Linked DNA regions of Mus musculus: region 1 is linked to region 2. A link is a loop called in an ENCODE intact Hi-C map of the cell type or tissue named here. Cell type or tissue: left cerebral cortex. All regions are shown on one strand. Each heading gives the region's core, and the rest is flanking DNA. Links, peaks and the distances in the headings are about the cores only. Region 1 has its middle 160 kb from the start of Galnt5. Region 2 has its middle 150 kb from the start of Gpd2.

What was found. Peaks named below come from ENCODE experiments on the same cell type or tissue, not always from the same donor. Only the 100,000 strongest peaks of a DNase experiment are listed, where the experiment ranks them.
Region 1: it touches region 2 in a loop (2.9-fold over the local background); 2 of 42 quality-filtered maps call a loop at or near these places.

What each region holds. Positions count from the first base shown.
Region 1 is chr2:57,825,551-57,842,220 of GRCm38, forward strand. No RefSeq gene overlaps it. Among named protein-coding and RNA genes, the nearest start is that of Galnt5, 160 kb to the right of the region's middle. In left cerebral cortex, for the core only: a CTCF peak has its summit at 7,227 (motif pointing left); a DNase peak (open chromatin) is centred at 7,222.
Region 2 is chr2:57,379,353-57,396,022 of GRCm38, forward strand. No RefSeq gene overlaps it. Among named protein-coding and RNA genes, the nearest start is that of Gpd2, 150 kb to the left of the region's middle. In left cerebral cortex, for the core only: no CTCF peak of the experiment used is centred there; a DNase peak (open chromatin) is centred at 8,795.

The DNA of each region.
Region 1 (16,670 bases), core at 3,329-11,328, 440 kb after region 2:
GAAGCAAAACATGACTTTAAAATATGTAGCATTCTATGCTGTTGCTCATCTTCAATGTACTTCACAAATATTTGCTAATTAATTAATTAGTTCCTGATTACAAGGGGGTAGAAAGTTCAAGGCGAAATTGGCAAATGTTTCTACATCATTATAAAGAAAACGCACTTATATCAGAGAAGATTATTTCTCTTTTTGAGTAATATGTGCTATCATAAAAATGTTATAAATGCCCTTTTCTGGAACTAGGTATAATAATCATTAAAAATGAGGAATAGTTGTAATAATACTTGTACAAATACAACAATACAAGGTGAGTGCATATTTGTTAGATTCTGATGGTTGAGAGCAGAAGCTGTGTCTATTTGTGTTATAGGACCTAACATAATTCCTGAAATGAAAAAGCAAAACACAGTTTTATAGGTAGTGCTACCTAATTTATAAACTTTCTTTCCTACAGGGGTAAAGAAACTGTGTGGAAGTGCATGAGAGAATCCATAAAAAAAGCAAGGTTTTCAACAGTGTGGTTAATTTTCCAATCACAAAGTTACATCTGTGCATCATTGAACAGAAGAAAAGAGAGAGAGAGAAGAAAAATATTAAATAGGAGCAGAAACTAGATTCAGTCGTTGATGCTATCTCCTACAAAGAATAATGTAATTCACTGGAAGATACTCTGAAATATATTTTCTAGCATACTTACCCAGGAATTATGACAGTCAAATTGACTAAGAGTTTAATTCCTCCTTATCCATTTAATGTCAAACTGCTACATGTTTCAAACTGACCTTTTAATCTTACACATGAGTTCCCAGTTTGAGATAGGCACAAAGCTAGCCTGTCCATGCATATAAAATGATAATTTTGATAGTCAAATTACAGAGTTGGCAATAGATACAAGTGGATTGGCATATTTTTGTTAACTTTAGAAATAACATCATGTAGTTGCACACGAGGTGATAATCTTGGAACATACTTCCGATCTGGGCAGGAAACTTTTGCTTATTTTTTATAACTGAGGAAAAAAATCATACAAAACTCATATAAACTCACTGATAAATACAATGAAATGATTGTGAAATCAACTCAAAACTTTAGGTTTATGTACTTACTATGAACTGTCTATATTTTAACTTCTGTCAAAATGCAGAAAGGGATTTCAATGGTCATGTGTGTCTGTAGATCCTCAGTTCCCAAAGCGATGGTGGTTCAAAGAAGTGGAGAGAGACATCAAAGGAAAAATGTTCTGGGAGAGGAAATTGGTTCATATTTGGAAATCAGAGTAAGTAAGTGGGCATTAGCGGTGTTTTTCCACATATATGAAAATGAGTTTATCAAAGTCATGAGAGTCAGTGTAGTAAATCAGGAAGGAGGAAATGTATGAATAGGAACAAAAATGATGAAGGAAAAGGACCGTGAGAAAGATAATAACGGAGAGTGAGTTTAGAAGACCAAAGCCCCCAATGCTGATGGGGAAAAGCCATTGGAAAAGAACTTGAGCTGCAGAAAACACAGGGAGAGCAGTGGGGGTGACTGGGGAAAGGTGAGAGAGCTTGGATTTTCCTATAGCATTGTATGATTGTTTCTGACAACACCTAGCAGTTCTAACAATTCATCATCAAGGATTAGAGAAGGCATGAAGAAGAACATTTCAGTAATGTCACAAGCATGGTCACATTGAGCAGTAGGGCAAGTGCAAAGAGTTTAAACCTGAGAAAACTGGGATCCACATTCTGGCTTACATCACTATGCTGTCCTGGGTTAATCATGTCCCTCATGTTTGTCCTTTCCTGTAAACTTTCCTGTAAATTGAACTGGGTGATGTCAAATATGATTTCAAATAGGCAATAATTTGAAATCATACTTGACATCACCCAGTCCATATAGACTATGTGAGAGGCAAAGTACAGTAGCAGGCAAAGCAACATGGAGATCTACATGCAATTCTACTCTTCCTGTCACTTTCCTGTTGACGATCATGAGAAAGTTTTGTATCTGAGTCTTAGTTTCTTCCTCTGCGTGGTGCTAGAAGAATAATCCTGGGGAATGTTCAAGTAAACTTCTCACTGAGTTAATACTTGTTTGGATGGTGATATTGACTTGAAACTCTCGAATCCCAAGTATTTTAACACCACATTCCATGATGACTTAGAAACACCGTCGAGTTCAATATCTAGAGCTTTAACGTAATGACAGTTGTACAAAGATACTCATATGCTTATTTGACTCCAAGGATCTCTTGAGAATGGCCACTTTACCATTTTACAGTAATATACAGTCCAGTCAATTGCTGTGAACTTAGAGAAGAGAAAACTTAATGCATTTAATGTATTAAGTAATAGTGAATAGGTATTTAACAAACAGATAGACAGAAGCTGCATAGTCATTTCAATTTAGATTAGAAGAAACATTGTTTTATTCCAGGTTCTGAGCTGAGACCTATCAAGTAGGAAGCTGAATAATTGAGAACCCATGAAAAAAGATAAATATCTGCCTCAAACGTAAATCCTGTAAGCATGCTGGGAGAGTATGCCGAGCCCATGTGGAAGAAAACACACTAGGTCTAACTCTCTGAATCTCATTGATCACTTCTGAAAACTTCCACTCTATGTTGAATGATGAACAACTGTGCAAAACTGGTGTAACAATGGAGTTGACCATGGAACTGGTTTAATTTTGTACAAATGGTGTTAGATTCATGCCCTTATATTTAAAACCTGCATTGACTTAGTCGGTGATTGACTCTGGGGATAATTTGGTTGAGAAATAATTTTTGATATGGTTCCTGGAAAAGTAAAGAAAAGCTTAAATAACTCATTGTGCTAGTCGCTTCAGAACAAAATTCAGAGAGTGCTGATGAACAGCAGGCAGCAAGTGGGCTGCCTTGCCTTCTGCCCTTGCTAGTTCTATTGGATAGCTGTCTCTCACCTATTCTCATGCAGAGTGGGACATTTCAAATACTATGCATCATAAAAAAGAAGGTTTAGCCAGCTAATTGTTTCTTCTATATGGAAAGATACAATTCTGTTCTATTTATCTCATTAGGACTACGCTTAATTGTTTGAAAAAAATTCAACCAGAAAATAAAAAAGGGTTCTTTCTAAGAGAACACCCAGAGTCAGGAAGTCTTCACTTGCTGACCTGAATGTGAATGATGTATGCTGACTGCTGAAGGCTGCTGAGACGCAATGAATATCCCTGCAGATACAGTCTTGGGTAAAGTGAAATTACTATACCTACACCTCTCTGAATTACCAAATGGGTTAATCCTCACAAATGGATGGGATTTAAAATAGGATTTTGAGATTTTTACCAATTGCATAAATCTATGAATATAGAGATGTAGGTTCAGATTTATAGACCCTGGATATAACAGGAAAGATGGGGACATTATCAGGTAGCAATTTTTGTGAACATTTTAAATCATTGTTTAGTATGGATTTCTCTCAATAAAAGTAGCCAAAAAGGGAGATTGTTGTGCTAAAATAGAAAATCAATCCATTATATTACTAGCTTAATAGCATAGTGCCTTAAATATTTAAAGTTGTGCCATGAGTTATATATAAAATTCTTTGGCTGATGCCACAGAATATGCAGTTGGGACATCAACTAAGTATGGGCAAAAACAAAAACAAAACTTGAACATTGCTTTTTTTTTTTAAAATATGCATATGAGAATTACAAAAGTTTTAGCTAGTCTATAGTAATAAAAATTTTATTGTGTGACAAACATAAAAATACATAATCTCTTTTGCTTTATTTTATTTTATTTTATTTTATTTTATTTTATTTTATTTCTGAGACAGCCTTGCTGTATGGTTCAGACTAGCCTCAAATTCATGCCAACTCTCCTGCCTTGGGTTCTTAAATGCTGGGATTTTAAATATGTAAGACCTCACCTAGCATACTTAGTGTTTTAGATGATTTTTTTCTTAACTCTTTAATTACTCAATGTCACCATAAATTTGCTATTTCTTTAGAGTCACAGAGAATTTCTGTAGAATGGCCATGCTTGGATTAAAGCCTCCAAACCTTTAAGAGCTGTATGGAGAGTTTAAGGGTGTTTAGTATGGTTCTAGGCTCAAGTTAGCAAATGAACTGGAGTCAGACTCATAGAAGACACCATTTTGTGTCCATTCTAGAATGCCAAGGCAACTTGATCTTTTACTTTCCAGTTCATGGTCAAACAGCGTCCTCTCACAGCTCCATCTCTACTTCATAACAGAACATCCTCTTAAAATGTGTAGCCTTTGGGGCTTAGAGTGATTATGCTAATATTCATTCCTGTCTCTGTAGAGGGTCATGGCGATTTATTGTATTCTGTCCAACCCAACAAATATTCTAAACACATGAGTTCCTAGTGTCAATGGAAGCCTTATTTTTTGAGATGATTCTCTTCCCAGATGGAGGTAACTTAATTGATTTCAGAATTATGTAGCTTTAAAAATGACCAAAAGAAATCCCCCACAATTCTCTGTACTCTGTCTGCCTCTGTTATATTTCCGATGGATCCACAGAATAATTCAAAGTGACGTACTAGGTACTGATTTTGAGGTTTGGACAAAGGTCTCACCTGAGACATTATCGAGCACACAATCACTGGCATTCAGAGTGCCCGGTAGACTATACACCCAGACTCTCTTTCCATATATGGCGCATCTTCTGCACCTTTTGGCAGCCCACTCAAGGTGCTTCTGCAGAGCAGAGGTGAGAAGTCCTATGCCTCATCAGTCAGCCTAAGGGGGAGATCTGAGGTTTATCCTGAAACCTCGGTATACACATGGAGACAAACCACTCAATTTCACAGTGCTAACCTTTTGGTAAAATAATAATATGATGCTGAGAGACTAAGTATCTTTTCTGAGGTAGGAACACGAACTCTATCAGCATAGACATATCCTTTATACTTACAAAGGACTTTCAAATGAGTGACTGTATTTAAAATTGATGAAGTATGTGTCCACCCATCATCCTGTCTATGAAGTGTAGAGATTGAGGCCTAGGTAGATTTTTTGAAGTTATGAATACTCCTTTAAAAGATAGCTATCTTACACTTGGCTATTATTTTTAGTCTTAAACCACAAAGTATTGTGCCTTACTGACAATTTCTAACTTACCTGGAGGTATTCACAACTAGGTACTCTTAATGCCAAAAAGAAACGACTTTTGCATCTTTTTTGTTGTTTTTTGTTTGTTTGTTTATTTGTTTGTTTAAGACAGGGTTTCTCTGTGTAGTCCTGGCTGTCCTGGAACTCACTTTGTAGACCAGGCTGGCATCGAACTCAGAAATCTGCCTGCCTTTGCCTCCCAAGTGCTGGGATTAAAGGCGTGTGCCACCACTACCAGACACATCTTATTTAAAAAAAAAATCTTATATTTTTAAAAAACATCTTATTTTTAAAACCATCTTATTAAAAAAAATGGCCTACAGCTGATGGCCTACAGCTGATGGAAGTGCTTAGTCACGGCCTCTCTCCTGCATCAGAAACCTCTCTCCTAGTTATCCATGGGAACTTAAGGTGCTCAAATGTCTGCTAGAACTACCATGACCTAGCAGATTATGGTAGTTAGTCCATTTACTGAATGACATATAGGTGTGAGTAGGAACATTTTATGTCACTAAGTCCTGAAGAAAAATGGTGTTTACCTGTGTTAACTGGAGCTCTCCCACCCAGAACAGTTCAAACTGAAGACTTGATAGGTCTGTCTGGACCCACACTGTCCCACACCACAAACACAGGTAAGTGCCACCTCGCTACCCCCAGGGCTTCAGCTTCATTTCTGGCCCAGTTATTTTGCTTTCCTACAGTTACAGAGGATATTAACACCCTCTTTCCTCCAAGAAAAGGGAGGGATATGGCTTCTATGCTAACTTGTGCTTCTAAGAGAGATGTGAAGGAGATGTGAAGGCATATGTCCCTGTGCTGTGAGGTACACACAGTCTACAAGTTCTCTAGCGGGATTCTCACATTTGAGTGAACATGTTGCCTAACTTCCTGACATGGAACTTAAACCATTTCAGTTGAAGTATGGCTCATCAATTATTCTGCACATTTCTCACCTAGGTCCTTGCTTCCTCCCCACTCACCCAACCCCCGCCCCCCACGTCAAAACAAGAAATGCTACAAATCTGGAGACACTTTTTAGATTCAGTTCATTTCTGTTTTACAGCCTTTGTTACATAGCGTGATTTATTAATGCTACCAAGAGTTGAGTGTTTCTGTTAGTCTACTTTTATGGACTCAGAGACAAATCATTCACACTTTCCATAAAATAACACTGGATGAAATCAAGTTAGAGAAGTTACACATAAGATAATTAACATCATGAAGCAACACCATTTTTTCCCCTTCTTTATCGTATTCCTGGGGCATTTCCGTATGAAACTCTAATAGCAACTAATGATCCTAAAAATACCATTATGATTCAAACAATTCTGGAACTGTGACAAAAATTCGTAGTAGCTGTCAAAGCCCAAATAAAACAAATCTGTTGGTGATTTCATAAAAAAAATAATGTGAGTCAATTTTAATCGTTTCTTCTCTTAAAAGTCATATTATTTCAAACCACTATCGACACACACACACACACGCTCAGGGTGTGAGCCTCCAGGAGTGTCACATGTTCTGAAGATCTTTCAGCATCTCTCCCAGTGACATTACCCAGCTTTGAAAGTATGAAAGAACCAGTGTACTATCTGCTCACCATGGCCTCTGGCTCAGTATATTTTCAGAGGTAATAACACCTAGACTAAAAGAATATGTATGTAATACTAGACACAAAAGTCATTTTACTTGTGCAGAAATCTTACTTGTGTTTTCAAAATCTGTTTTTTTTTCTTTAAAACTGGATTTCATGCTCTGATGTTCAAAAAATGATTTTAAAGGATTTAAAACCTCTATATATTTGAACCTACAATCAATTTAACGGTTATGACTAATGCAAAATTCAAATGAAATTTACTGTGAATAGTAACTGCGGAGTTCCTGTCTTTGCCATTCTTCCATTAGGTAGCTGATCTTCAGGTTATAATAAAGGTTTGTTAAATGAGATAAGCCCCAGTTAATAGTTTAGAGGTCATATTATTGTCATGGCTATTGATTTCTTCTTTACTTCGTGTTAGAAACAAATTATACATGCTCAAAAATCCTCTTTTTTTTTTTTTTAAATTTCAGGATGATACTATGTAACTATATTTCTGTGTAAATGCAACAGCGCCCTCTGGAGGTCTAGAACCTGAGGAACTTTCATAAATCAATGTCCTCTTTTGTTAACACTACAGATTTTTGTTGACTTGGACATTTAATACTTTATATCCTGATAATTACATTTGTTTCTTAAAATGATTAAGCGTGTTTAAAGTTCATCGGGCATTTATTATGATTTGTATGTTGTGCCTCTGACAATGCTCAGCGTTACCACTCAACAGACAGTTCAGCCTATCTTGGTGATGCCTCTAACTTTTCAATTTTCTGTCCTGTCAAAATATTTTTCAAAAAAAAAAGAAACGACAACTTTCATTTCAAAAAAATCCATCAATATGTGGTTATATGAAGGCCATGGAGAACTATTTTTACCTCCTTTGAAGACGAGATGGAAACAGTGACTTTCATTCTTCCTTTCCTGGTCAACAGATGCAGCCGTGGTTTTGAAGCTAAGTTAACGGAGATGGGAGAATATGGAAAGATCAGAGGTCAAACACATCGGAAAAAAATACCCATGAGTCACGGGAACACACTCAGGAACCAAAGTGACTTCTATTATGCTGTAGTAACATAAATAAATGCTCCCACAGTCCACGGCCTCTCTGTTGCAGTTCTGCATACAAAGGTCTTTTTGAAGTTCGGAGAGATGCAAACAAAGCTGTCCACCCACTATAAAGAAGGGGCTGAGCATATGACTAATGCCCGGCCCGTGGAAGGATGCCGTCCTTCTTCGAGTAAAGACCAGAGGTTCTTCTCCCAGATGAGTTTTCAAGGGGCTGCATCTCTGCTTCTTGAGGGGTGAGGGGTGAAGGGTGGGGGTGGATACAGGCCTAGGAGATAACGCCTAATGAAGCCTGAGCCTCAGTCAGCATGGCTTCTCTGAGGACTGCTACCATTGGCTGTTGTCAGCAAAGACTGACAGTGACATTGTCAGTCTTACACTGGAGTCCTAAATTAGTTAAACAACTCCATGCAGAGACTAAAGTTGACAACATGAAGCCTACAAAACCAAAAGGGTTATAATTCTACTTTCCAACTACTTGAATATGAGTACAACCATATTAAAACTTGTAGGGAAATATTCAGACCCAAATGACTCATAGGGAAATGGAGAGAGATGTGTAAAACACGATTTTGTTCTCTGCTTGCTGTCTTGCGCCTTCTTAGATTTCTGACTTCTCACTTTATTCATAAAATAATCTAGAAAATAAGTCCAGAACTCTGCATGCAAACAAAATTGGGATTTTTTTTTAAGTTACATTAGTTGTTATAGGAATTGAGGATTTCTATGGCAAGGTATTTGGTTTTAACTAACTTTAGGTAATTTGATTTACACAAGCTGCTAAGGAAGTTTAATTGTGAGGTCTTTGTAAAAAATTTGATGATATCTAGCAATAGAAACAAAGACTCATGTCAACATACTTTTAATTATTTAATAGACATGTCTCTAGCACCTGTAAAGGCTGAGTACTGGTTTCTAGGTAAATACCGAGTCACTTACTCTTCCTAAGATACTTTTAAGGCAGAAATCTGCCTCTGTGCTCCTCTCTGTCCTCCTCTCCCTTTTCATCACACTCTTGCTCCTCCTTTTCCTCTTCCTCTTCCTCCTAATCATCAATGGCTGCAGCAGCAGCACCGCCGCCACCACTACCACCATTTTGCAGAAACTCTAGACAGATAAGGTACCACTCTCAGTGTCACACAGCTAGTAAGTGCTGGAGTTATAATGAAAACTCAAGCAATCTAGATTAAAAGTCTGTAGTTAGTCACAGAATGGCTCTGCCACTGAGGGATTACTTCTGGAACCATCGTCATTGGACAAACTTCGTTTTACATTGAATTTCTAAATTTGTCAAATAAGCCTATGCCATTAAAATAGTTGAGATAATTTAATCTATGTGAGTGTGTGAATGTAAAAGCATGATTCAAAAATTTCCATAACAACTAGAGGTTGTCAAAAATGGTGACTTTGACCTTCATATGAATATATGTCTTGGAGTTTCTCATATTGTCATTAATATATATCGGTTTGTATTCAGTCTCCTTTCCCTTTGTGGCCCTTGCTTCTGGAATGATCATATTGTCAGCTTCTAGATTTACAGTAGGCACAGGAAGTCAAATGAGAAACATGCACGCATGCACACATACACACACACACACACACACACACACACATACACATACACACATACACACACACACACACACGGCACACAAAGGCCATTGACCTTTTCTGGATCTTTTACCCCAGCTTTTTTATTTTGGATAAGCCCAACACAGCACACAGATCTTAGTGCTAAGATTTTCCCATCACAATCCTTCTCCAGAGAGTCTAGAGAAAGCTTGCAATTGCAGGACAACCCATCTTTTATAGTACTTGGCTTATGGCTAGTGACATGTATGTTCTCAGATTACAGAAGAAAAACAGGAAACATTGAGGGGGTCTCCATGGATTACAGCAGTTCTCTATGGAAAACTGTAGCTGCTCAGCTGAGTGTTAATGCCAGAAAGGGATATCTAGCCACATTTCTGATAGCTCACAGGCTTCACTGTACACCAAAAGTTTGCCTGGAGACTGAGCCCACACATCTGGATTGGAATACAGGAATTTGAGTGTCAGATGATTCTGATGCAGTTACCTAAGGATGTACTTAGAAAACCGCTTACGGGCTAGTAGTAAAGGATGAACCAGAGCTTCTTAGGACTTGCTTCAAATTCCTGATGTCTCTCCAGATATATAGAATCCATATCTCTAGGGAAAGGGCTAAGCATGCACCTCTGATGCTGGTGAAGGTTTCTGCAGATTTCTCACCTTGGTCTGTTCTGTAATAGTGGTTTATGGTTATGTGGCTGAAACCTCAGAAATCCAGGAGGCCTTTTAGAAATCTTCAAGGCCTTTTAGATGCCTTTAAATTCTCTTAAAGCCTCTTTCTAAAGCTCTTTGTGTTATTGAGTCACACATTTATTTGTGTGTTTGTTTGTTATTTTTGTATGGCTGGGTGTTCCATTTCCCTCTTTCCAACACTCAAGACAATGGTGTGGATGATGGCGTGGAGGGTGGTATTTCAGATTGTAAAATTAATACTAGCACTTCTCTAAGCCTTGTAGGTAACTCTCGTTACTTTGACACAATTCCCTACCCATTTCCTTGCTTCCTTTCTCTAACAAGTGGAGTGCTATTGGGAAATATCTCTGTATCTATGTGCAACCACAAGTGATATTAAGGAAATTTACTTTTTAAATTAGAGTAAATAAGAGGAATGAGGTATCCTAGCCTTCCATTATTACCTAGCTGTAGCTCTATGGAGATGATCCTGAAAACAAAAAATTGACAGGTGAATCTGTTAGTTATAACGGATTTCCTGCCAGCATTTCCTTTCTGCTCAGCCATGATCATGAGGCAAAGGGCTGATTTATTCTCTTTGGGGTTCATAATGAGCACGTGGGCTGAATTGAATGTTCTATTTACTCTCGGTTACAATCTGATGACAAGGTTGCCATTGGACCAAGAAAAATGTTTCTAGTGTTATTATTAATATCTGTTAAGAACCTAGGGTCTAGACTGTGACCACAAAATTTATAATATTAAATTTATAGTCTGTCAAACTACTGAAAGTCAAAAACTAGAAACAAGAAAGTACCTGTGAAAACAAAGATAGAGTAAAGAACCAGTGTGCTGCTCTGACAGGCAACTGTTTGCATTGTAAAGATATATTGCTTGTACTAAAACCACCGTTAGGCTTAAGATAAGTTAATGATAAAAAATATTAACGACTCAAAATACTAACACTCACCATCTTTCCTGATAGAGAGTGATGATTAGCTATGGATAGAGTTGAACTTGGCTGCTCACTGCCTTTCTCTTTTTAATATTAGTAATTATAAATAAAAGATGGGCAGCTCTGAAACCATAAATTCTCCACAACAAAAGCAGATCCAACAGGTTGTGTTTATAAATGTATGCACAGGTACATTTAAGAAAAAGAAAATGATGCTGTTAATTTAAGAGTAGAGGAGCATGGGGGGTATGACTGGAGCAGAAAAGAAGGGAGGGAGTCATATAATTCTATTTAAGTTAAAAATGTAAAATTAAAAAAGTGAACTTGTTGAAAACATTCTTGATCTTTATCTTTCTAAACAGACAAAAATAGAGATTTTTGAAAGTTAGGCCAATATAGACAAGGAAGACATTGCACTGTCCCATGCCTAGATAGATAGATAGATAGATAGATAGATAGATAGATAGATAGAACTCTCAAAAGTATCACCTGTTAGTGGTTATCAGTTTTAAGTAAAACTTATTGAATACTTTCCATGAGCTAGGCATTGGGGATGGAAAATGGTGGGAGTGGGTTGCTTGCCAGACAGGAGAGGGTTGTTTCAAGATTTGTTTATTTTTATTCTGTGATGGAAAGAGAGCATTAGATTCATTGAAACTCAAGTTAGTGGCCATATGGATGTTGAAATAAAACCCAGGTTCTCTGGGTCTCTGCAGCACCTAGAAGAGATATTTTGCACACTAGGAACAGAAATGTTTCCATTGATATAAAAAATTGATTGAATCAGTTAGATTTTTTTCTTAAAGAAGAGGAATGGGATGGAACATTATAAAGCACACACACTGGAGATAGTTAGTGAACATAGAGTGTCACAGAGGTTATAGTGCACTTTGTTTTGATGTAAATGTGTGTGGCTTCTGCATCATCCCTTAGAGACATATTTTATTCTAATGATGATTGTCTTAGGACAGCTTGAAAACAACTGCTAATGAATCCACCTGAGATGTTCAGATGTTCAAACAAGTAGAGACCCAGAACAATTCAGGACAAACACCCTTAGAGGTGATGAAAAATCCCCACTATTAACACCAACTCGAGAGTTTGAACAACTACTTTCAGGGCTTTTAAATGAGTTAGGAAATGATGGATATAAAGGTCAAGGGGAGGGTGTTTGAAAAGGATGTTGCAGACAGAAGGAATTGTTTGTGTGGTATTGTGATCACAGTGTACAGGGCAGTGAGAACTCTTCTGCAGGTGAAGCATGGGGCTTATGAGACAAGTGGCAAGCATTTAGACTGATGTGTGCAACAGGCTGGCTCTTGACAGGAATGGCAGTCACTACCCAGTCTTTGCTGCTGAATGATATTTCTAGCCTCGAAGCTGAGGACTGAGGTTCTACATGTCACAGGCTATTTATTTTTAAAGGGAAGAGCGAGCATATTGGTCATATTGTCAAAATAGTAAGAAAGCTTCGCTCCTTAATTTTGTCACACCAAGACAAATGTGCTTCTAACCCTCGCCTCCTTATCTTCCTATAATGAGAAAGTGTCTTTAGGACACATTCTAGACCTGGATCTAAATGCCAGAGTCATTTTCTCCTCCAGGGGAGTGCATCTAGTTATTTGAATATTAAAAATGCAAACGCTAGCAGGTGAACTTGGATTTCCAGGCTTGTGGCCTGAACACCTGTTTAACTGCTTAGGACCGACTGCCAGTGTATTTTTTCCAGTATTGATAACTGTAGTGGTCTTAATGAAAATGGTCCCATTTATAGGGAGGAGCACTATTAGAAGGTGTGGCCTTGTCGGGATAGGTGTGGTCTTGGAGGAAACTTCTCACTGGGGGTGGGCCTTGAGGTTTCAGAAGTTCAAGCCAGACCCAACGGCTCATGTTCTCTTTCTGCTGCCTGATGTAGATCTTTCAGGTCCTTTCTAGCACCATGTCTGCCTGCATGCTACCTTGTTTCCTGCCATGATGCCAATGGACTGAACATGTGAATTTTTAAGTGTGCTCCAATTAAATGTTTTTTTTTTCTTATGACAGTTTCTATAGTCATGATTTCTCTTCTCAGCAGTAAAACCCAAACTAAGACAATCACCATGGTTAGGGGAAGAAAAATTAAAAAAAAAAGGTTCTGCTCACTTTAAAACTTGAATATACTATGGCCAAATAGTGCCCCATGTATTATGCTATATAAAACTCCATAACGCAGCAATGCGGGAGTCTTTGCTTCTTGGCAAGAAGAGCTTAAGGACAATTCCATCCAGGGTGGACTCCGGGATGCAGTTCTGAGAAAGCAAACAGCACTGACTGAGAACGTGGAGTCTGAATGTAGACTTTATTCCTTCTTCACATGACACGTAGGTGCTGGTTCTTCCTGCATACCTAAAATTTGCTCACCAATTATATATATAAAACACCTCTGCTCTAATAAATGCTTAATAAAATAAATAAGTGCTCTAATAAACCCTTTCAGTCCCCATAGCCTCTGAATTTATGACAAGTTTATAAGATGAGGCAGAAGGTAGAGAGAATCTTCTATTCTGAAGATTGGGTATATCTGATTAGAAAGCAGATGAAAGTCTCAAGCAGGTCAGGCCACACTATCCTCAGCATCCTGGCTGGACTGGACAGGCAGTGCCAGTTACTAGGTTCTCTGTTTCTAAAACAATTGTCTGTGCTGGGTGCTGAGAACAGAGGGATAGGTTCTCTTGCTCACTTAAGGTGCAGGTTTTCATTTCACGTGACTGTCCTAAGAATGTGTCATAACACTTAGGTGCCCACTATTCTGAACATAGGTGGGGAATGCAGGCCAAGCAAAGACTTCTCTATATTTTCCATATTTAGAATTTCTTACATTTTGAAAATCATTAGGTTCTGTAAAGAGACATTGTCTTTCTGTAAATTCATAGCTTTTTTTTTTTCATAACAAAAGTCTTCTTTTTATTGGATATTTTATTTATTTACATTTCAAATGTTATCCCCTTTCCTAGTTTCTCCTCAGGAAACCACCTAGCCCACCCCACCCCCACCCCACCCCTGCTTCTATGAGGGTGCTCTCCCACCCACCCATCCACTCCCACCTCCCTGCCCTAGCATTCTAAGTCTATACTCCACATTTGGCAATAAACTGCGACTGTATTTGTCAAGAGTCTCCTAAGGAGTAAATCTACTCTGATTGAAATATTAAATTAAATTTCTCTATTGAAACATTATGAATCTTGAAGTACTTATCCTTCTTCCAACTTTTCAGTTGTGGAAAAATCTATGCAATATAGAAGATAACAGATGAATCAAGATGCCATCAGAAAATTGTTTGTATGGGAGAATTCTTAGTGCGTTCTGTGATAGTTATCCCATATGAGGAGAGTTGTAGCTCGACTAGATTGTAGGGAACTAGAATGGCCCTGTGCCAATTATTTTTCAGGAATTTAGTGACAGAATCCAAAAACTGTTTTTTTTTGGGGGGGGGGTTCTCATCCTTTATATTAATTCTTAGGACAAACACCACTGTGAATTTAAAGCAACCTGGATCATTTTATCAGTTAACCTTCTTTGCTTTACTCCAGGGAGAAGAATACTCTGCTCTTTGGTAGATGAGGCTGTCTGTCTTGGGTAACCTGACAGAGGACACCCACATGGGATAAACTGACTTTAAATGGCCTTCTGTGGTTATATTTCTGTTGATGTAGTACTTGTTATTATTGGCTTCCCATTCAAATATTGGATGCTACAAACAGTGCATACATAGTCAACATGTGTTATTGTTGTTTATATGTTGAGAACGTACATTTATATATTGTTTATATGTTTACTACTCTGTGGTTATTTGGTATAAGTTTCATATGTAAAATCCTAAGTATAGTAGTTTAAAGGAGTTTTTTTGTCTTCCTGATAATCTTGACTTTACCAATGCTGTTCACTAGTATGATTATTTAAATAACACCTATTGCTAGTTGTTACAGTTTTAGACAATGACTTCCAAAGTATCCTCAGACCTGTGCCTGTGGCCACGCAGACCAGGAAGTCTAACAGAATTGTCCCTATCTACCACTCTCTGGCCTCTGAAAGTGCTCTTTCTGTCTTATGAAGTATAATTCAATGTCAAAGTGGCTTATGTAATATTTAGAATGGTATTACATGAAATTAATCTTAACATGAAAAATCTTTTGATTACAGAGTGTGCCTTGTCAGTGATTGATTGACTAACTCATTTATTCATGCAATAATGCTGCCATTTACTTCCATTTATATTCTTGAGCTTTAACAGAAAGTTTCTATTTGTGCCATGCTAATAGGCGGGTTGTGTGGTTATCGTCGTAGCTCTCCCACCTATTGTCCCAGACTCTCTCTAAACAGAAACATGTTTTCTTTCTTAACCCCTCTCTTGCAAAATCACTTTCTTCACAAAGAGTCAAACATTGGGGATTACAAAAGCAATGGTTGACCATCAATAAGGAATTCTACTCTTCCCCCATTCTCCATCTCTGCTCTTATCTCATTGTCATGAAAAAGAGGGAGCCTTCTTCATGAACCTCTATGATTGGAAGAGGAGAGTTCTCACAGATGTGATGAAGGGATGGGTGGGCAATGAGGAAAGACAGCAAGATGTACCAATAGAAGAGTTTTCCAGAGATGCATTCTGAGTGTTTGGCATTTCCTTACACATTGACTTATGCTCTCCTTAGATTTCATTAGGGTTAGGGAATGTTTCTGTGCAGTGTATATTCACATGCTGATTTTTGTGCACAGAAATCTGGTTGCAGGTCAGATTTGATATTGTCATTATTATGAAGCATTTCCTCACTCAATGTTTTATAAACATTGCTCTTCATCATCTTCTATTGCTTTAATAAAAAGCCAAGCAGACTGTAGCTGGACAAGAGAGGGAAAGAAAGTACTTTCTTCCCCCCCTACTGTGAGAGGTGGGGGAAAGGTCTCAGGTGGGACCCGGATAGTTATCATCAGGACAATGAAGAAGGAGGTACCAGACTGAGACTGAGAAAGTATTTAACAGGCCACGTGACTGGAAAGTAGAGCAGGCCAGCACAATTGAGTTAAAATAGCTCAGAATCTATAGTGCTATAGTACCTGAAGCTTTTAATAAATATAAAGGTCTCTTTGCCATTATTCAGAGCAAAGGCAGGCATGGAAAGCCCCTACTTTCACACACATTGAGTAGAACAAATCATGGCTGCAAAAGACCTAACAGCAAATAGTATCCAACTTATTTTCAATACCTGTTTACACATCCCCTACCCCTTTAATCTAGTTATCAAATCACTCATCATTAATATGTGAAATGACGTCATTTTAGTCATGAATGTGGGAACCAGGAATCCCAAAAAGAATAAAAGTTGAACAGGTTTTTAATCTTACTTCTTCTATGTTGGACCCACTTGTCCAACCATTTATACACTATCACCTAATATTTTATTGTTGGTTAACATAAAACTTAAGGGCCTTACTACAAATATAACATTCACATACTAAACTATATATCAGACACATGTACAGTATAGGATAAGTACATGCCCAGAAGCTGAAGATATACAGATTACTGTAAATTGTCTATTACTGTCACCGATTGTCAGCATGTCACCAAAACAGTGGCTGTCCAAGAACATCAGTCTCTCTAAGGAGTAAATTGGAGGCTTGTGGAACTACAAGAAGGTATATTTTTAATAGG
Region 2 (16,670 bases), core at 5,041-13,040:
GCTTTTGGTCAGCAGTTCTTTTTGCATGTGCTGTCTTAGAAAACTAGAGCTACAGTTTCTAGAATGTTCTCACTTAGGAACCAGGTAGGGCTCCTTAGACCAGTAGTGGCTTTAAGCTTTTGTTCTCTAAGATGTAAATAAAGCGATTGAAAATACTTCATTTAGCTGAAATATATGCATAGACCTCCAAGTTTTGTTAATGAATTTCTAAGACACATAGGCAATTACACATGTAAAATACACATATCAGGCCCGGAGGTTGCCTTTGAGGTTAAGAGCACTGGCTGCTCTTGAAGAAAACTCAGATTTGGTTCCCAGCACCCACATGGTCCAGATTCAAGGTGCTTTTAAGGATACTGCGTGCATGTGGCTCTCATACATATGTGTAAGCAAAACATGAATGCAAATAAAAATTGAAAAGGTATCAGTGAAAATGCATACATTGATTTTGTAATGGAGGTCAAAATCACTTGGGACAAAATTAAATGTAATCTTATAAAAATTTTTTCTTTTGTTGGGCTAGAGAGATGGTTCAGACAACCTGGGTTCTATTTTCAGTATCCATATGGTGGCTTACAACCGTCAGTAAGGAACTCCAGTTCCTGGGGTTCTGACCCCTTCTGATCTCTATGGGAATCAGGCACGGACGTGGGCATGCAGGTAAAACACTCATGCATGTAAAATAAGTAAAAAAAAAAAAAATTCTCTTTTGTCAAATTAAAAAATAAATTCCTGCTAGTTCACAAAATGTGTAAAGAATATGTATAAGGGTATATCATCTTTCTCCCAAACCTTATTTGCTATTGTTTGGTAAGTAGTATTTATTGAAATTGGGATATACACTGTATCCTTCTCTACCTCCTGCTCAAAGTACTAAGAACTGCTATTATATGCTGCGTGCTTAAAGGCTGGGCCTGTCCACCTGGGCTTCTAGTCTCAACGTGAAGTTTAACACTGGAAAGATAAATGAATAAGCCATCACTGAATGGGTAAGTTCAATTGGTAAGATCTCTCTCTCTCTCTCTCTCTCTCTCTCTCTGTGTGTGTGTGTGTGTGTGTGTGCGCGCGCGCGCGCATGTATTATATGTGTTTGAATGCATGTAGACCAGGCTGGCCTTGAACTCACAGAGATCCTCCTTCCTCTGCCTCCTTAGTGCTGGGTATAGAGGGGTGAACCACTGTTTCTGGCCTTACTAAATTTTTGAAATAATAATAAAAAAAATCTCACCAAAGATCTTTAGAATTCAAAGAGAATTATAGATTTTGAATGTAGCATTTGGACAAGAACTTGTAATGAGGATTTTGTATTTAAGCTGAAGTTGCTTTGTCCTGTTTCTTGGTGACCAAAGGTAGAAATGGTGATAGACGAATAAAATACTTGGCAAAGAAAAACAACTTATGTTAAGAAAACAAATTAAAGGGAAAAAAAAGATTCTTAAATATAATGGCAAAGATGTCGTATCAGTTTAAACAGTTTGGTCTGAAATACCCACCGAAATGTATAGAAGTTTCTTTGTAACTAGCATTATAGCCACCATGTGAAAGAATGTTATTTTGAAGAGTTAATTTTAGTTAGATTGGATAATTAAGTGTAGAAAATGGAGCAGCTTTGGAAGCTAGAGACTTGTTTTGTTAAATTGGCACATGATATCTCCTGGCACAATGGAAGGCAGGACCAATCCTGAAAGGACTGAAATGGTCCAAAGGAGTCACTAGAGATAGTTTCTAAAAGCTTAAAACTCCCACCTCAGTAGACAGTGTGAGGAAACCGCAATCTTCCTGTCTCTGCAGGTTAAATACATGACAAAATTGGAGTGTGAAAATGAGTTTGAGGAGTGTCTAAGTGAAGTTAATATACTAGGATAGATTGCAGGTTTTTTTACACCCTGAAGACAGTATAGTATCCAATAATTTATTCCACAGGGATTGAACTGTTTGTAATTTTTCCATAAACTACTATACTTACTTGTTTGTGTCCAAGCATGTGCAGCTCACCTGAGGAGGTCTGAGGACAGATTGTGGGAATCATTTCTCTTCTACCATGTGGGTTCTGGAGTCAAACTCAGGTTGGCAAGATTGGCTTCGAGCACCTGGATGTTTTGGGCAATCCCATTGGCCCATTTTCCATACACTGTTGATCACCCAAAAAATTAATATTCAAAAGCATGCGATTTAAAATTAAATGTACCTTTGTCCTGTCTCAGGGGAGTATGTCTGTTTGTCTGGTGTAGCTGTGTGATGCACTTCACCTTTTATACCCAGTCCTCTCTCAGTGCCTCTGGAACTCAAAATCTGGTCCCTTAAACACTTCTAGTGGGCCAATTCCTAGTGGACTTACTCTGCTCTCGGTGTTGAACAAAGCATGGGTTTTAGTTACCTGCACACCTGTTATCTGAATTTCTCCAGCTCTTTGGACCTCGGGCTTCAGATTAACTATATTCTTTCTTACTCAGTAGTTCGGATTCATGGCTTCACCAACCCACCCATTGTTTCTGTTTTTTATCATTTGTATCTTTCTTTTCAGGAAGTTGTACCTCTTTGCCTGGGGTATGTTGGTGCACAATGGTATTGGCAGTATTGCCTTTGATCACTGTGGAGCTAGCACATGACTATGCAGCCCAGGATATCCCGAAGCTCACGAGTGATCACACCTGGCTATATGTCACAAGCTTTTTGTTTTGTCATTAAAGTTTACCAAAATCAGATGTTTCCAGTTTTCTTCCAAGTACTTGAATTTTATATGGTGATTATTTAAAGATGGAAATACTACATTTAGAGAAAGTTTTTTTTTTTCTGCTGATCCCAGAGAAACTGCTCAGAAATGGACAATATAAAAACTTTAAACATGTGAGCAATTCTTTTTTATGGGAATAAGACCTTTAAGTATATGAGTGGGTGAGCTACAACTAGAATTCAAATCACCCTGCAAAATGTCTCTGAACTCAATGTCCGGTCACATGGAAACTGTAGAAAGATGGTTAGTGTCCACATTTAATGTCTTGAATTCAATGAAAATAACAAAACCAAAAAAAACTAAAACACCTCAGATGAGGCTTCAGAAAGAAGTGTTAATTGTAAATGAAGAAAATATCTAATAAAAAAATTGTGTAAATAAAAAAAAATATATATATATTCCAAGTCAGGTATGAGCCCCTGGGAGTTGAAGCTAGAGGATCACATTGAGTTCAAGACCAAGTTTTAGGACAAGAGCCAACTGCTGCCTGTATCCTCATCCCTCCCACAAGTTTCTTGATTTCTTCATATTCTGGCCAACCTTTGCAAGGGCTGAAGTCAGATGCTCAGAAGTAAGGAAAGTGACGGAATTGACAGTTCCTGAGTAGCTTGCTTCTTTCGTACCGCTTGCCCATCAAGGATTGCAAGCTGTTTCTTACTTGGCATTGGCCTCTCATCCTTTCCTCACAAAATGGTAAGATCGCTAAAACGTAAAAACTGTAATTACCTACTACTTGATAGCCCTGCTGGGTCATCTAGTTGAACAGTGTATTGGTTTCTTCGTGAGCAGCCGAGACAGGTCATTTTCTGGTTTTGCCACTTGTTCCTTGGGGGTTACTATTATGACAATCCGATATCATGACAATCTGATATCACAAGTCAGTTCTTCCTGTATAGAAAACAAGGAGATTTTTGATGTTATTGTTCAGTATCCCGGTAATTATTTTCCTTTATAAGTGGAAACTATAAGCTTTTAAGAAAGAAATCCAAAAACCACAGGATAGACAAATGAAGGAATTTTCATGGCAGTGCCAGGAAAAAAAAAATTCCTCCTTCTGTCCATGTACCAGATCATTTTTTAAAAATGACATTCAAATGACAATCACATGGCACCGTCTTTGCTTGAGTTGCTATGCACAATGGTGCAGAGCTCTGTATTATAATATATGGTACAGATGGCACCTACCGTGCATTCATGGAGAGATTTTGTCCACCCCTCCAAAAAGATATATTTACTTAAAATGACTCAAAACAGATGGACAGACAAATCTGTCTTCGATATTTAATACTAATATATTAATGTGCAAATGACTTATAACAATAGGTTTGTTTTCTAGAGCCTAATGCAGTGGTTGCCATAAGAACACAAATTATGTGTACATTTTAATGCATCTATGCTTCATAATTATGCATGGTTGTGTGCTGTTATAATTGACATAAAATATAAAACAGGTCAAAGAGCAGCTATTAAAACTATTTTTCATTTTGCTTCTTGACAGCCGGCAACATTGGTGCCGGGTACATTTAATAGGGCCATCCATGGACTGTGCAGATAGACACAAAGCCCAGCCACATTAAAGGACTCCAGAATTTGTAACCTAATTATTTCAAACATTTTTTTTTTTAAGGTTGATGATTTTCTTTGGGGTTGGGGAGGGTGGGGGTTTCCTATTTTGAGACCAAATACACAAAATATTTTAAAATAAAGATAAATGAGAAAGAATTGTAAGCAACTGTGTGTGTGTCTGTGAGAGAGGGGGGGAGGGAGAAGGAGAGGGAGAGGGAGAGGGAGAGGGAGAGGAGAGGAGAGGAGAGGAGAGGAGAGGAGAGGAGAGGGGCAGGAGGGGAATTTTGTTTTAAAATAAGCTATTCTTAGAATTTCCACTAGTCTTACATTCTATAGAATTTCTGTTCTGTGGGCCCTTTCTTGTTTTGATTTTGTTTTTCAGCTCACTTGATTAACTCCTCATTTACTACAGAGTTACGTGGCAAGACACTACTAGTTTATTTTATAATGCACTCACCTCACCTGTGAGGGCCGAGCACTGAAATTCTCAGTACCCCTTGGGGAGGGAGGGGGTGGGAGGTCAAAGACTTGCTCAGGGACACTAATCAAGTAGAACTCAAGCCAGAGCTAGACCCTGAGCTTTGAGCCTCTGTCTTGATCACAGGCCCTTGCTCAGGCTGCCCAAGGCTCTTCAAAGGGACTGAAGTATAGTGGTTTTCCTGTCATAAAACTGCATAGAATGTGTTCGACCAATTGCAGTGAGACAGCTTACAAAAATTTACTTCTAGTACTTTTCTGATACATAGATTTCTGGAACTGTAAGACAAAAAAAACTGTGAAATTCATACTCAAAGGCTTTCCTACTGCATTGTGGTATGTCAACACAGCTGGCCTGATTTTCTCTTGTTTCACAATTTTTATTTTAGCCTGCAAAGATAATTCTTTTTAAACAGGGAAGGATACTGTTTTTCCTCTTACATAAAGCAAAATCTCATATCCTCTAATGTGTTTTCAAGAAGATTCCTTTCTATCAACATTTGGAATAAGTATACTGTTACAAAATGAAATGAAAAGAAGTAGAGGGAAACTCAATCAGGCCAAGGCATGGACTGCTCTACCATGGCTTCTTCATGTGATGTGTTTCTGTCTTCAAGGTGGGCAGCTCCAAGGCCCATGGGCACAGAAGCTGCACACCAAGAATTTGAATAAAATATGCCAAGTGGAAGTAGGAGCTATAGAAATTGCTCAGTACTTCCTAGTGCATAGTGCTCTGGGAGTGGACCATACGAGTCACTGCACAGCTGCCTGATCCAGTCAACTTAGGGATCCCACACTCTCTTCCGGCCTCTATAGATGTGGGCTCTCATGTGTACATACAGAGTGACACACATAATTAAAATATATCTTTAAAAAAAACAAGTCCTAAATAAACTAACAAACAGAGCACTATGCCAGGAGCAGTGGTAGAGTTGATTAGCAAGTATTAGCTCCGTGTCCAATCCTAAGTAATGTATCGGGGAAGGAAGCAGGATGGTATCATCCACTTCCTCCTCCTCTTCTTCTCTAATAAGTATTGCTAATATTTATTCAATTTTTTCTACTCCACAAAGTCCTGCTGGAAGCAACTAGTCAAGGAAGAAAGTTTAGAATTAAGTTAGTTGCTCTACATGGCCTCAGTCACATCAGTACTATTGTAAGGACTTGCATTTATTAGCTCATTTAATATTTACCCCTGTCACTACCCCTGTTTAGATGTGAAGAACATGAGGTGCAATGAGATTGAGTGTCATCGATCATAAATGTGTCCCGTGGCATAGCCAGGTGTGCTGTGGTCTTTTTCTTTCAAAAGCGAGGAGAGGTAGAGAGGAGAGACTCGGGGATCGAGACCCCATCACAGGCACGATATGTAGTATATGGTTTTATTACAGTGACCTTAATACCAAACAACATAAACCTCTTTCAAAAGAGCATGCTTGGTTAAGGAAGAAATATGATGGCTATGACCCAATTTTACCATCTCTTAGGAGTATCTAGGGCCAGTATTATTATTATTATTATTATTATTATTTATTGTGATGATGATAATGACGATGATGACTACTACTACTACTAGTAGTAGTAGTAGTATTTTTTTCTAGACCGAATTTCCTTGTCCAGCATTGGATGTCCTGGCACTCAGTTTGAAGACCAGCCTGGCCTCAAACTCAGAGATCTTCCTGTCCCTGCGTTTCCAGTGCTGGGATTAAAGACATTCATCTCTACTACCCAGCTAGGGTCAGTATTCTAAATTGTATAAATGTTCACCTTGATGCCTTCATGACCAGAAAGATAGAGGACTCAAGGGACAAAGTGTATTTTTGCCTGGTCTCGTTACTTGGCTTGTCAACACAGTGCTGTTGTAGGAAGGATTTCAGTCGCCAAAGTTCTGGTTATTCCACTATCATTGTTCTTAGTTTGCTTTCTGATGTAACAAACACTATGACCAAAAGCAATTCAGGGGGAGAAATGGCTTATTTGACATATCCCAATCTTAGTCCATTATGAAGTCAGGGCAGAAACCTGGAGACTGAAATTGAAGCAGAGACCATGGAGGAACACTGCTTACTGGCTTGCTATTGGTGGCCCTTTCAGTTTGCAGTCTTATGCCCTCCCAGGACAACCCTCCCTGGTGTGGCCCTTCCCACGGTAAGCTGGATCCTCCTCCATCAAAGACTGTCTTTGTCACTGTTCCTATCAATGTGAAGAGACACCGGGATCAAGGTAACTCTTACAAGAGATAACATTTCATTGCAGTCTTGCAGACAGTTTGAGAGGTCTAGTCCATAGTGGGGATCTTGGCAGCATGGATGGCTGAGAGCAACATCCTAATCCATGGGCTCAACACTAGGCCTGGTGTTGGCTTTTGAAACCTCAAAGCCCACCCTCGACACACTTCCTCAAGGTCACACCTCTTCATCCTTCTAATCTGTCTCAACTGGCACCACTCTCTGATGACTAAGCATTCAAATACGTGGGCTTATGGGGGCCATATTTTTTCAAACCTCTACAATCATTAAGAAAATGCCTCACAGGCCAATCTGATGAAGGCATTTTCTCAATCTAGGTTCCCTCTTCCCTGATGACCCTAACTTGTGTCAAGTTGACAATACGAGGAACAGACAACAGCCATATTACTAGCCAGGTATGTATTTGAAATCTGATGATTTATGGTGTCTTCTTTCTCAAGCTCAACACAGCCCCTTCACCAGTCCCGAAGGCAGCAGTGCTTGGAGCCGTCTCACTTAACAGCTGTGCCGCTTTGCAAACTGAACACTCCCTTTTCATTTGGGGTACAACATCACAGAACATACATTATTTATAAATACCCTAAATTATACATATTTCTGCATCAAATAAAAGTGGATAAAATCTGAATGAATCCTCAAAATTATTCCCTTTCTAACATTCTCCTAGATTCCCAAGACAGATGCAGCATAAACTGTATTGTGTCATAAGCTGAGGAAATCTTTGCAATATTTTCCAAACTCTGCCAGTCCAGCTAAGGGAATAAATCTGCTCTCTGCATTCACTCCTTTGCAACCCCTATAGTTAGTCTGTTGGTGTACTAAACCCTTTCTTCCTGTAAATACTTCCCCTGGTTGTCCCTTCATTTGAATCCAGGGTTTATCTGGGTTTCCGACATTTCCATCCCTATAACTATTTCTAGAACACTTTCAAGCACACTGACACATCCCAATGGCTACTCATGGTAGTCTCCCTCAGAAAGGCCATTCTTTTAAACTAATGACTTCAGTCTCTCACATCCTCAGAAGCCTACAGCACCTTCTTGACAAGATGAGAAGATAGTTTGCAATCTGCTATCTGTCTTTGAGTCCAGGGTCCCTAAATTGCCCTTTACCACAGTGACAAAGAATCAGGGCCGGGTCACACTATCACTTTCTGCTTGTCTTTACACATTGATTGTTCTTGCAGCTTAAGCAGTTCCTCTTGTCTATATACATACGTTATATACATTAGTATATTTTACATTCTTCCTCAAATGTTAACCCTTAGTCCAAAGTCTTTCTCCTAACTACTAAATTTCTCTTCCTTATAATCTAGCAAACCTTGATTTCGCTTGTCTTGTGGTCATAATCAGGTGTGATTGTACCCTCTCCTGATAGGAAACCATGTTTTCTTGGTTAAGGATTATCTAGCTGTTCCCAGTCAAGAGCTTCAGTGCAGTATTGCTCAGGAAATGCGGACTGAACTGAGAGAAGTTTGAGTCGCATCCTAGAGCAGCAGGTGCCTGCACAGCAGTTTTCCCAAGTACAATCTCGGCTGCTCTGTGCACCGAGTTCTGTTCTGCTCAGCAATTGGAAGAAAGACCCCAGGGTCACATTCTGGGCATAGTGAAAGGTATCCATGGAGACAGGGATTTGCCCTGGGAAAGCTTTCCTAAGGAAAGAGCTTGCTTACAACCCCCCACCAGAACACCACACTCTTTTGGAGTTTGCACACAGGAGGTTTTGCAGGCTCTGTGTAGTGTTTCTGTTTTCCAGTTTCCCATAATGCGGAGACTGCGGGGGCAAGGTTGGAAAGGAGGCAAACACCCCGTTTCTTGCATAAGCATATGCTGGAAGCCTCCCTGGCCTCTAGAGAAGGGAAAGAGCCAGGCTCAGTGTGTGATGCTAAAAGATTCAAAGGAAAAGAAAGAAAATAGACAGCACATTTTTATAAAATTAAAACTCGTAGGATGTCTAGGAATTCAAAACACTTTTATTGCCTTAAAAAACGTAACATGACAGTGGCTCTATGTCTGCCTTTTTTCCTGGTAACATAAATGGGAATAAAGGCCACTTCTTGTCTCTTGATGCTGGGCATCCCACTTGTTATTAGTAACACAGGCTTATATTGTAGCCCACATCATGCCTAATTACAGCTGTTCTTTATAAGCAACTAAGCAAGCTGGGTAGATAGTGTCAATTCAGATCTTGACTATCGGGTAAACACTAGAGAGCTACGAACCTAACACTCAAGGAGGATGGCTCTTCAAGCAAATGGTAAAGACACGTCCCTCTCCCCCAACCATGTCGATTCTGTTGTGTTGCCTTGAACTCAGTAATAAGAAGGGAAGAAAGAGGCTGCCACTACCAGAATATTCTCTAAAAGTGGAGAGAGAAGAGTCAAAGTGACTGTAGGCTTTTGTTTCACTAAATGTCAAAGGTTGCTAAAATATTCTGAAATACAAATGAGAAAAGATGAAATGGAAACTTGGGGAGTGGAGCATTATGTCATTTTATCTGAATCTCATTCAGTGATGTCTCTTTCTCCTTTGGACATTATTTGTTATTTCTAAGCCCCCACTCTTCCCTGAATACCATGCCCATGAAAATAAAACAAATGAGAATTACAAATGAATGTAGGAAAAAAAGACCAAAGGAATATATATATGTGATTCATTTATGTTATTACTTTATGTACCATTACAAAATTTTTCTAAAATTAAAATCTATAAGAATAATTAAAACTTTGCTAAAATCTCATTGTCTGGAGACAAACACAATAATATTTTCAACAAATAATTTTCTATAGAATATTTTTTAGCAATTTATATATCATACATCTTTTTCTTATTGTAAGCACACATGCTTTATATTTTTGCTAATCCTATCCTTACATATCTAGTGAAATGTACAATGCTGCCCATTATAAAATTTTTCTCAAATGGAATGTCATATACTCTGTAATATTAGTCAAATAGAAGCTGATTTGGCCGTTTTAGCTTGATTGTTATAGCAGTTTTTATATAATCATTGGCCATTTGGATTTAATTCAGTTTGAATTGCCTCCCCCACCTCCCATGTGTGTGTGTGTGTTGAGTCAGATTCTCACAATATAGTCATGTCTAGCCTTGAACTCATTTCGTAGATGAAGCTGACTGAATTCACAAGATCCATTTGCTTGTCTCAAGTGCTGGGTTTAAGGTATGAACCCCCACACCTGGTATTGTTTATCCGTCCTCCATTTTTTATTGAGATTTTCTGGTTCTTTAAAAGATGAATTTGTGACAGATTTCCTTCTTAACACATTCAAATGTTGCCTTTTGGCTTTTTTTCTTCTTAGTTTTTCAAGACAGGGTTTCTCTATGTAGTCCTGGCTGTCCTGGAACTCACTCTGTAGATCAGGATGTTTTTGAACTCAGAAATCCTCCTGCCTCTGCCTCCCAAGTGCTGGGATTCAAGGCGTGCGCCACCACTGCCCAGCGCCTTTTGACTTTATTAATGATAGTTTGCAATAAAAAAAATGCTTATTCCAGTTTGTTCTCAGATTCTTTTTTATATAATATTTTATTAATTTTTTGAGAATGTCAGTGTGTAGTGGTTTGAATAAGAATGGTCCCCACAGACTCACACGTATAATTGCATCAATGAGTGACAATATCTCAGAAGGATTAGAAGAATTGTGAGGTGCAGCCTTGCTGGAGAAAGTGTGTCACTAGGGGTGAGCTTTAAGGTTTCAAAAGAACAAGCCATGTGTGATGGTTTGAATATCCTTCACCCATAGGGAGTGGTACTGTAAGAAGGTTTGACCTTCTTGGAGGAAGTGTGTCACTGTGGGGGTGGGCTTTAAAAGCTCTGCCCAGTAGAGAAGAATTATTCCTCCCTGATGCAGTTGGACCAAGAAGCAGAACATTCAGCTCTTCCAGCACCATGTCTGCTTACATGCTACCATGCTTCTCACCTTGAGGAAAATGGACTGAACCTCTGAACCTGTAAGCCAGCCCCAATTAAATGTTGTCCCTTACCAGAGTTGCCTTGGTCATGGTCTCTCTTCAAAACAATGGAAACCCTAAAACACCCAGCCCAGTGGCTCTTCCTCTTCCTACTGCCTTTGGATCTGGATCCTGCATTCTCATCTACTTCTCAAGCACCATGTTTGGCAGCTGTCATGCTCGCTGCCATGATGAGAATGGATTAAGCCTCTAAAACTGCAAGTCAGCACCAGTTAAATGCTTTCTCTTATAAGAGTTGCTTTGGCTATGGTATCTCACAGCAACAGAAGGGTGACTGAGAAAGTGTATTTTGATTACATTCATCCTGCATTCCTCTTACTAATTCCTTTCAGATCAATCCTACCATTTTTCCACCCTCTGCCAACTTTATGACCTTTTAGTTTAGTTTGTTTTTGTTTTGTTTTTGAGACAGGGTTTTTCTGCATAGTCCTGGCTTTCCTGGAACTCACTCTTTAGTGCAGGATGGTCTCAAACTCAGAGATATGTCTGTCTCTGTCTCCTAAGTGACTTAGGTGTGTGCAACCACTATGTGGCTGACTTATTATTATTATTAAATAACCCACTGTCCTAGAGGACAGTTCTAGGAAGGAACTTGAAGCAGAAACTATGTAGTCTCACTATATACTGGCTTGCTTGAGGCTCATCTTCAGCTACCTATTTTATACAGCCCAGGTCTGTCTGCCTATGAATTATACTGCCTACAGTGGGCTGGATCCTTTTACCTCAACCAACAAGCCGGGCATGGTGGTGCACGCCTTTAATCCCAGCACTCGGGAAGCAGAGGCAGGAGGATTTCTGAGTTCGAGGCCAGCCTGGTCTACAAAATGACTTCCAGGACAGCCAGGGATATACAGAGAAACCCTGTCTTGAAAAAAACAAAAAAACAAAAAACAAAAAAAGTGCCCAACAGATATGGCCATAGACTATACAGTAGAGGCAATTTTGAGGCCCCATCATCCCAGGTATATCAATTTGACAGCTGACACTACCTAAGAGACTCAGGAAATCGAATTGGTGACACACATGTACCCATTCATAGGTGTGAGGCATCCACTACAGCAATGTAGTACACTTTAATTTTAGATCGCTAAACCAATCTTTTATAGTTCATAGATCTCTTATTTTGTTGTAAAACTTTCCAACCCTTAATTAATACATATATACTAACTTTATTTAAACTTGCTAATTTTTTTTCGCTCTTCATTTAAGTGTTCAGCCCATCTGGAGCTTATTTTTGTGCATGTGGTGAGGTAGGGATCCAACTGACTTTTTTACAGGTGAAAAGCCAGTTGTGATAGTACCATTTATTAGCGTATAACACATTTTTCATACTGAAATGAAATACAAATGAAGTATACTGGGATTTATTTCTTCACCTTTTATTCCAGTAATGCATTATTCATTCCCAAGTCAGGAAAATACTCTTGAATATAATCACTCTATAGAATGTTGATTATCCAAAAATCATTTAGAATTATCTCTAATTATTCTTACAGATCTACTCTTCTAAAAGCATCTTATTGAAAAGAAGGATTTTTTTGGGTTTTTTTTTTTTTGAGATTCTGAGTAAAATTGCATTAAATGTATACATTAACTTTGGGAGAACTGACTTTTTAATGATTTTTTTCTTGAAAATAATTTTCATTATGTGAGGCATTCACTTGGAGTTGGTAACATTTTGTTAATGTACCTATATAATCTTGTATAAAATAATCTCTAAAAATTAGGGGCCGAGGGATGCCTTAGTTAGTAAAGCAGTTGCCATACAACATAAGGACCTGAGTTTGGATACCCTGAGCCTAGTTTTTAAAAGTTGGGCATAGCAGCATCTCCTTGTAAGCTTAGCACTGGGGAGGCATAGGCACAAGGGTCCCTCAAGCTTGCTAGCCTGGGGACCTGATGATTCCTAGATTCAATGTGAGACCCTGTATTTTAAAACAAAAGTGGAGAGTGACAGATGTCAATCTATAGCACACATGGGCTCATATATGTATATGCACATGTGCATTCATCTGAGATATGTGCAAGTGCATATATAGCCACACCCAATCACATCTTCACATCTCCACAATTCCCCTACTGCCACACACATTAGGGAAGGGAGCGAGGCAGTTAACCATTATCTCATAGGGATTGAATATTTGAGAGAAATTGTTGTCTCTTGTCATGTCACATCTAAAAGCACTACTATGAGGTGTTGAGGGAATGATGTTGAAAGGAGACAAAAAGAAGGATTCTGGGAAGCAGACAGCTTACCTACAACTCTCCTAGACCTTACTCCAAACCTAGACTCAAATAAATCTCTCTTGATTCACTCCAACTTCTTGTTCTTCAAAAGCTACAATATCGTGTCCTGCCTACAATGTGTGCAGAGACAAAAATAGAGCAGAGTCTGAGGAAATGGTCAGCCAATAAAGCTGTTCCAAATTGAGACTCAACCCATGGGTAAGAACCACTCCCCAACAGCATTATTGATACTCCATTATAGTTGGAGACAGGAACCTAGCATATCTGTCCTCTGAGAGGTTCCACCCAACAGCCAATGGAAAAAGATGCAGAGACTCACACCCAAACAGTAGGTAGAACTCAGGGAGTCTTTCAGAAAAGTTGGGAGAAAGATTGACGGACCCAAAGAGGACAAGGACTCTATAGGAAGACCAACAATATCAAGTAACCTGGACCCTTGGGAGCTTCCAGAGACTCAGTCACCAACCAAAGAGCAAGCTCAGGCTGGACCTAGGCCTCCTGCAAATATGTAACAGATGAACAGCTTGGTCTTCAGGCAGGTCCTCCAAACAATTGGAGTAGGAACTGTCCCTGAGCCTGCTACCTACCTGCCTGCCTGTGGATCCAGCATCCCTAAATGGACATTCTTGTCTGACCTCAGTGGGAGAGGATGAACAATTTGATGTGCTGAGTGAGAAGGGAATGGATGGAGTGGGGTGGGGGTGGGGGTGTAGGGGGAAGTTGATACCCAGAGGGGGGGCTTTTCCTGTACCCTCTCATGTAAGTCCTCCCCCATTCCTCTTAGAAGGGAAAAGGCTTATAATGGGATGTAAAGTGAATAAGTAAATAAATTTAATTATAAAAAACTACAATGTCTTTAAAAATACATTGGATCCTATGGCCTTTTGCTAAATGCTTTCCTAACACTGAAAGCCTAAGTTTCTTTTATATACTTAAAACAAGGTCCTGCATTAGAGAATCTTGAAACATATTTTATAGTTCATTTACATTAGAAAGCTAATTCATGATTATTGCAAGAATCCAAACAACATGGAGAAGTCATGAATGTTAATAAAAAAACCCATAATTTGGTCTTCCCCCAAAATTTTGATTTTATCATTCAAAATGAGAGTAGACTATATTTTCTATAGCCCACATACTAATATTCCCATATTATGTATGTATGTATGTATGTATGTATGTATGTATGTATGTATGTATGTAAATGTTAGTAAGTATAGATGTTACTTATTTTTAATGGCTGTATATTATTCTGTGTAAGAAACTATTTAGTCAGTATTTTAGTTATATGTATTACAACCAATTCCTAATGAGTTCTAAAATAACCATTTGTGCAAATATTAGTGGAGGTGAGAATACCTTGCCAAAAGGCCTGCATATTTAAATTTGAATTTGCAGCAGCTTCTTGGCCTTTTAAAATGTGTTATCAGTTAGCAGGTGTCTCTACCAACAGTGAATTTACCATCAGCCCTTCGAGATTTTAAATACTTCAGAATTTTATCTGCCTAGATATGCAACGTGTTGCCACGAATGATACTAAAGTGGCATGTGCAGATAACCCTTTCAATAACACTTTCTTAGGGATCCAGCAGCGTGATGTTAGAAATACTTCCATTTTCAAAGTTCTCCACAATTTCACCTTTCTGACCTAGGGTAAGAATGCCATTTAGTATGTGTGAGATCCTCGGTTCAATTCCCCTGCCACCTGCTGCCCTCATGCTGTTTGTCTGATCCATTTCTTCTATTTTCTTTTTAAAGCCAAATGTACAGTTAGCCCACCCCCATCTCCAAACATAAGCTTTAAACTGCTTTTCCACCCCAGTGATGGCTTTGAGCTCCATCAAGTCACCACGACTTTATCTGCTGAGCTCAAATGTTCATTTGTGAAACGGCTTTTAAAGGAAGCTTACACACAACCTGCCCCACACAGTTTTCTTTCTCCCCTAATATGTCAGTATCCTTTAAATCTCCAATTTCGTGACTGGAACCATCTTTACAATCCCGCCATTGTTACTCCACCTTGCCAGATTGTTACTTCTTTACAATCCCGCCATTGTTACTCCACCTTGCCGGATTGTTACTTCTTTACAATCCCGCCATTGTTACTCCACCTTGCCGGATTGTTACTTCTTTACAGTCCTGCCATTGTTACTCCACCTTGCCAGATTGTTACTTCAGGGTTCAGGCCAAGCTGCTGTTTAAATCCCACTGCCTTCCTCACATATTCTAAATCCATGTGTCCTATCAGTCCCATGAGATAGGATACATGCCATCTACCACCTTCTCATCTGAACTATACCCACCCTCAACAACTTCCAAGACTTGCTGTTTTATTTTAAATCCTGATGCTGATCTTTCAAAGGGCTTCCAAGACTACGTACTGTGTTTTCCCATGTATTGTCTCCTTTAGTTTCCTGTGGTCTTCCTTCTCTGCATTTATGAAACATAACCAAGCTTGTCCTTGCTCCAGGATTCTGGCTTGCTGCACTGTCTACCTGGTTTTCGGTTTGCCTGATTCTTTTGGATAGCTGGTGGTGTTACCTCTTCATTCCAGTCACAGATCCAATGTTACAGAGTCTTTCCCTGATTTCTCCAGTGCCCCTCCCATATACAGAGCAATTACCACCCGCTGACAGAATTTTGTACATCTCCATTTGAATTGTTTGCCTTCTTTTTCTTGATTCCTGAAAGGACTCCTTTCCAGTTGCCCTTGTGTGAGTGTGCGAAGCCTACAATAGCATCTGGGGGTCAGAAGGAACATAGTGCAGATTTGCCTAATGGCGAATTCCTGAGGCTCAGGCTCATGATCCTGGCTCTCAACAAAAACCAGACTTGTCTTTTTTCCTACTCTAAGCAGACTCGGTACTATGACATCGGTTAATTTTGCTCAGATGGTCTGGGTTTTAGTGTTGTGTCATTAAGAAAGCAAATCAGATCTAGACTCTAGAACTCTATGTAGTTAACAATATGAAAGAATGGCACCACAAAAAGGGAGACTATTTGGAGCCTTTGAACTATCTGGAAAGATTCTGTTCTTTTTAATAAGTTCAAAAATTGAATGCTTTCCCAGAATTCTTTCAGTTTTCATTCAGGTGTGACCTTCCTTACAGTATAATGAACAAAATGTCTACCCCAATGGATTCTATGCAGCCTGGTGAGCAACACATGTGTGGTATCATTGGACAAGATGTCTGCCAAATCACCACTCCTTGCTTGAAAGTACCTTCGGCCACCGATGGAAGGTTTTCAGTACCTTTGGAGGTTGTTTCCTGGAACTTCTCTGCCTGATCCCACCACTCAAATGAACAATTATTCTGATTCTTATCGTTGAAGATTAGATTTGCTTGTTTTTGAAATTTATACAAGCACAAGCCCAAGTTCCTACTTTTTGTGTATGGCTTCTTTCAC